Linked DNA regions of Homo sapiens: region 1 is linked to region 2. Evidence: read pairs that join two places in POLR2A ChIA-PET (ENCODE). Cell type or tissue: OCI-LY7. All regions are shown on one strand. Each heading gives the region's core, and the rest is flanking DNA. Links, peaks and the distances in the headings are about the cores only.

Region 1 (2,921 bases), core at 116-2,615, 130 kb before region 2:
AAGACAATTTTTCCATGGACCAGAGTTGGGGGTGGGGTGGTCTGGGGATGGTTTGAGGATGAAACTGTTCCACCTCAGATCATCAGGCATTAGATTGTCTTAAGGAGCTTGCAACCTAGATCCCTTGCATGTGCAGTTCGCAATAGGGTTCTCGTGCCTGTAAGAACCTAATGCTGCAGTTGATTTGAAACGAGGTGGAGCTCAAATGCTCCCTCACCTGCCACTCACCTCCTGCTGTGCAGCCCAGTTCCTAACAGGCCACGGACTGACAGGTACTTGTCTGCAGCCTGACAGTCAGGAACCCCTGCTTTAAACAGTATTAAATTAGGGGAGGAGAGGCTCTAGGGCAGTCATGTTCTTGGGACTGTGTTTCTTAGAATCATTTATATAGCTTTACAGAGCACACGCAATTCTATAACTCTCATTTGGGAAAAAATGACTGTTTTCACAATGCAAACCAATATAAAACTCAACAAACTAACATAAAACTCAACATATGTGAATGAAGGAGGCATGAGGGTTTTGTTGTATGTTTATCCCGAGGGGCACTGGTTAAAAAGTGCTGGGAATATGAACTAGTGTGTTAGGTGATCCCCGAGAGACCCCTGCCTCATTTCTTACAAAGAGGGGAGTGAGCTAAAGGGAGAAGAATGACAAAGCTAAGAGAGGTGGAGCGCCCACTCTGTAGAATTTTAAGCAGTATTCTGGATCACAGGGTCTTTGATATACATGTTCATATAAGTACTCACAAAGTAAATGCTCAACAAGAGAGAGAGAAGCCGTGACTTTCATATTTTCCACCTCAAAAGATAAAACACAGGCTGGGTTATGACTAAACAAACAGAGCAGAAAACTAAAATCTGAAGAGCATTTTATCTGTATCCAATTAGTATGTGCTGCTCAAATCTCCTAAGCACCCTCAAAAGGCCATGTCTTCCAGGAGCTGTTCCATTTCCCCTGCAAGCCCATCTCTTAAAGTCACAAGCACCTGCTCCTGCATAAAGTGAGAACAGTTGGAATGGATTTTTCCTTCTCCTGGGTGGGGGGGTGGTCTGAGGAAGGAATGATTCAAATACTTTATTACTGCAATACCTTGCTCTACACCCTAATCAGGACCAACTACATAATCTGTGGGGCCCAGTGCAAAAAGAATATTCAGGACCCCTTGTTAAAAAATTCTTCAGAATTTCAAGGCAGCAGCAGTAGAATATTAAGCCAAGCCCAGCGCTTTTCTAAGTGTAGGTTCCTGTGTACAAGCATACCTAGGAAGCTGGCCTTGAAACCCCAGCAGTGTGTTGGCTCATTCTTTCCCCACGAACAAGCTTGCTGCTTTCAGACTTTGTGCAGGACTCAAATCTGCTCTGATACGGACCAGTGAGGACAATGTGATTGAAGTTATTAAAAAATTACGCCAAGCCTTGTGTGATCTAATTCCTCAAAGAAGCCCCTCAAAAGGCGGGGGCTTAATTTAATTTCCCCTCAAGTCCCGTAATAGGAAAGTGGATGCTATTGTCTTAGATTTACAGCTGCTTCTGTGTGCAACAGGAAGTTATATTGATTCTAATCTTGGCTGTAGAGGCGGGTCTGAAAACCTAAAACTCAAAGGTCAAGGTCAGCCAAGGTCAACCTTGAGAGGTAGGAAGGAGGGGCCTTTTTGGTGTGGTAGGAAGAGTTCATCGCTATGAAGCCCACCTCTGTTTCTAAGAGATTAGCTATATCAATCCCCTCCTGGATACCTGGGGGCAATACCCCTCAGATCCCTTCTCTCAGGAAGGCCACATTTGCAGAAGCCACTCACTGTCCTGAGATGTCAACCCTTCTTCTAATTCATGTATCCTCTTACGTAATTCAACTGCCAATAATTGAGAGCATCGATAAGCTGAAGAACAACTTGGCAACGAAATAATATGAAATAGAAATAATTCTGAATTCAAAATTACATTTAGGTAATGACCTACAATGTCTAAATAAATTATAGTACATTGATATAATATGTAGACATTTAAAATCATACCTTCAAGTAATTATTTCATGACATGGTGAAATGCACCTAGCATATGAAAAACAGCACAAAACTAATTACTATTCTGTATGATCCCAATTTGTCTAAAAAAGTATAATATAACCTATATTACAAATTACAATACATGTATTAATTTTAAAGAATACAAAACTAAATATGAATATTAACATTAGTAGGTGAGATGACAATTCTGCTATTTTATGGTCTTCTGTGTTTTCAAAAATATCTCAAATGTACATTCAATACATTTATGATGAGAAAACAAAAAATATATAATTACCTCCAACCTTTTATTTTGGGCTTTTTTTACTCAAAGAGAGCTCATGCCATCAAGCAAACAGACAGTTACCATGGTTATACTAACGCTGCTACTTCACAACAGATAACCACAGGTTAGAAATCTTGTTGCTAGGTTGCAACATGCTAGCTAAGAGTCCATATCTAAATGAGAGGCTCCCTCAAAAACACACTTCCTTGGAGAGGGACCTGGCGTTTACATTTTAGAAATTTTTTTTTGAAGTTCATTTTTTCCCTCTGGTATACGGAGTTCATCAATGCTACAAACTGGTACGTATTCATACACACTGAATCACATTCCTTACTCCAGTTGCAGGCACTTGATGTTTAATAACTAGTTTATCTCAAGTCAGGAAGTTTACAGTGTCAAAATGAATCAAATTGATTTTACCATTTTTATCAAGTATTCTCTGAATATGCTCTTTAAAAAAAAAGAATATATATATATGCCAGGTGCGGTGGCTCAGGCCTGTAATCCCAGCACTTTGGGAGGCCCAGGCGGGCAAATCACGAGGTCAAGAGTTCGAGACCAGCCTAGCCAACATGGTGAAAGCCCATCTCTACTAAAAATACAAAAAATTAGCTAGGCGTAGTGGCGGGC
Region 2 (2,921 bases), core at 223-2,722:
GATCAATGAACTAATGGAATAGCTTCAGTCAATACTGAACCTGTTAATGGTTTCTGGTCATCCTCTGACTTCTGCACGTCAGTCCTGGGGCCTGGCACAGGGATGCCTCAGCGTCTGGCTGGTTGAGCAGGAATCTAGAGCATTTTGATAAGTATCTGAGCAAGTCCCTAGTACTTAAAGTGAGGCCACCTTCAAATAAGTCATGACGGGATTTACATAAGGAAGAAAGGCCTGTCTGAGATGACGCTCTGTTAAGCCTCCATATCCAGGAATCTGCAACAAGCAGCACATTTTTCTGAACTCTGCAAGCTGGTTGGGGGTAAGAAATTATAGTAATTAGCAACATGGCAACAATTTAGTATCTAGAAGAAAACAGGTCCTGCTGATGCCACAAAAACAAGGAGGCAAAACAAAGCTCTCTCTGTGTGTAGCACCACCTTCTAAATTTGGGGGAAATTGCTGAAAAGGCATTACTGTGCCTTGAATGAGAGGTTGACCTAGAGAGGTCATCTGAATTTAAAAACCAGAGCTTATGCCTTTCAAAATCCTTAAGCCAGGCCTGCCTGAGCCATGGAGCAGCCCCTCCTCTCCCCAGCTGACTTTTCCCATGTCACCGTTCAGTGTGGCCAGCATTTCCTGATGCCTTGGGAGGATGGCCAATCTTGGTCTGGTTCCATCATAATAAAGATTCCCTGCTAGCAAGTTCTGGAAGACTTCAGTTTCCTTTTTAGAATAAGTCGTTTATGATTCTGTGCTTTGATGTGAAAATCCATGTGTCAGTTCATGGAGTTCATGGAAAGGAATGAAAAGCTTGTAAGACATGTTTGTACTCCCTGTGAGGTAGGCTTAACTGTGCCCAGAAAATAATAAATCTTCTAGGAAGAAGAGACTTCTTCCCACTCAATAAAAGCAATCACATATGCCTGTAAGCACCTCTACCTCAGCCTGGGAAACTGTTACAGCCTCTAAAAATGAACTTGTCTTGATCTAAGACCAGAAACTTGGGTGCTAGGCCCTTGGACAACAGAAAGGATAATCTGAATCATTCTTTTCTCTTTGCTCCTCCCCTAATCCTTTATTTACCCAAGTCAATGCAAGGTTAGAAGATTATGTCCATAAAGACCTGAGCTGGTGAAGGGCCTCAGAAATCCATGGAGTTTTGATTACATTTTACGTTTCATTCACAAAGCATCATTTATTAGCATGTGTGCAAATTGAGCCAGGTTATTTAACATTACAATTGTTTATTTTTTTCTGGATTCTGAGCATATATTCTTCTTGCCCTTCATTATCCAGGAAGGAGACTGACAGAAGGCATGGCGTCAATGACTACTTGTTTAATAAATAAATCAATAAGGAATGCTCTTTTTAAAATAAAATAAATGGAAGTATTTTTGATACATTTGCTGATTATAAAAATCTGTCCATTCATTGTAAAAAAATTAGCAACTCATAATGTATATAGAAATTTCTAACACACTATCTTCTCCTGGAGATAACCACATACACTTAGAGTTGAAAGAAAGAAAGAAAGAGCAGCTGGGTGTGATGGCCCATGCCTGTAATCCCAGCACTTTGGGAGGCCAAGGCAGGTGGATTGCTTGAGCTCAGGAGTTCAAGACCAGTCCGAGGCAATATAGTGAGACCCCTGTCGCTTTAAAAAAAAAAAAAAAAAAAGGGAAATACCTAAAGCGTGGGAGGCTTAAAACCTAGATGACAGGTTGATGGGTGCAGCAAACAACCATGGCACATGTATACCTACGTAACAAACCTGCATGTTCTGCACATGTATCCCAGAACTTAAAGTAAACAAACAAAAAAGAGCAGATGGAAGGTAGGAAAGATGAGAGGGGGGAAAAAAAAGCAAGAGAGGAAGAAAGCAAGCCAGCATGTGTAATAGTAACAAAGCTGCTATTGTTGGACTGTAGATTGTTTTTAGTTTTCACAATGATAAATAGTAACACAATTGATTCTTCCAATCCATGAACATGGGATATCTTTCCATTTACTTATGTCTTCTTCAGTTTCATTCATCAATGTTTTGTAGTTGTCTGTGTTCAGATCTTTCACCCCATTGGTTAAATCTATTCCTAAATATTTTATTCTCTTTGATGCCATTGTAAATGAGTTTGTTTTCTTCGTTTGTTTGTTTCTTTGCTTGTTTTTGAGACAAGGTCTTGCTCTGTCACCCAGGGTGGAGGGCAGTGGCACAATCACAGCTCACTACAGCCTGGAACTCTGCTGTGTTGCCCAGGCTGGTCTTGAACTCCCGGGCTCAAACAATCCTTCCTCCTTGGCCTCCCAAGGAGGTCCATGCTGAGATTACAGGCGTGAGCCACCGCTCCTGCCTTGAGATTGTTTTCTTAATTTTTTTTTTCAGGTAGTTTGTTGTTTGTATACTCTCTACTTATATTCTGATATCTTGCTCTAGTTTATTAATCTCTTCAAGTACTCTTAAATCCTTTCTGGAACAACACAGGCTACAGAAATAAATAAACAAACTAAACAATAAACATGCCTCCCTGACCTGCCTCATAGGTTGTTATGGGGATTAAATGAAATAGAACAAAATATAAGTTTTATGTATGCTGTGAGACAAGGTACTCATGAGAGGTACTCTATTCTTGAACTGCTGGGGTTGTTGTTTTAGAGACAGGGTGATGTTAATTTTTAACTTTTTTTTTTTTGTAGAGATGGGGTCTCACTATGTTGCTCAGATGCTCAGGCTGGTCTAAAACTCCTGACCCCAAGTAATTCTTCCTCATTGGCTTCTCAAAGTGCTGGTATTACAGGCATGTGCCGCTGCACCCAGCAGAAATACTCTAATATTTATTTGCTATAGTATTTGGTATGGTTGTATGTTTTTCTTTATAATTAAGTAAATATTGGTGGTTTTAATTTTATGTGAGCTTTTTGCTCCC

Evidence for each region. ChIA-PET counts read pairs that join two places held together with the same protein. Peaks named below come from ENCODE experiments on the same cell type or tissue, not always from the same donor. Only the 100,000 strongest peaks of a DNase experiment are listed, where the experiment ranks them.
Region 1: POLR2A ChIA-PET joins it to region 2 with 5 read pairs; 2 of 35 experiments call an interaction of 5 or more read pairs at or near these places.

Annotation. Positions count from the first base shown.
Region 1 is chr4:140,709,694-140,712,614 of GRCh38, forward strand. All of the region lies in intron 1 of TBC1D9 (TBC1 domain family member 9), which reads right to left. It overlaps TBC1D9-AS1 (TBC1D9 antisense RNA 1), which reads left to right and starts at 2,475. Exons shown (of 2, transcript XR_007058283.1): 1 at 2,475-2,590. In OCI-LY7, for the core only: no CTCF peak of the experiment used is centred there; DNase peaks (open chromatin) are centred at 1,288 and 1,558; H3K4me3 peaks cover 554 bases; H3K27ac peaks cover 902 bases.
Region 2 is chr4:140,839,425-140,842,345 of GRCh38, forward strand. No RefSeq gene overlaps it. Among named protein-coding and RNA genes, the nearest start is that of TBC1D9, 84 kb to the left of the region's middle. In OCI-LY7, for the core only: no CTCF peak of the experiment used is centred there; no DNase peak of the experiment used is centred there.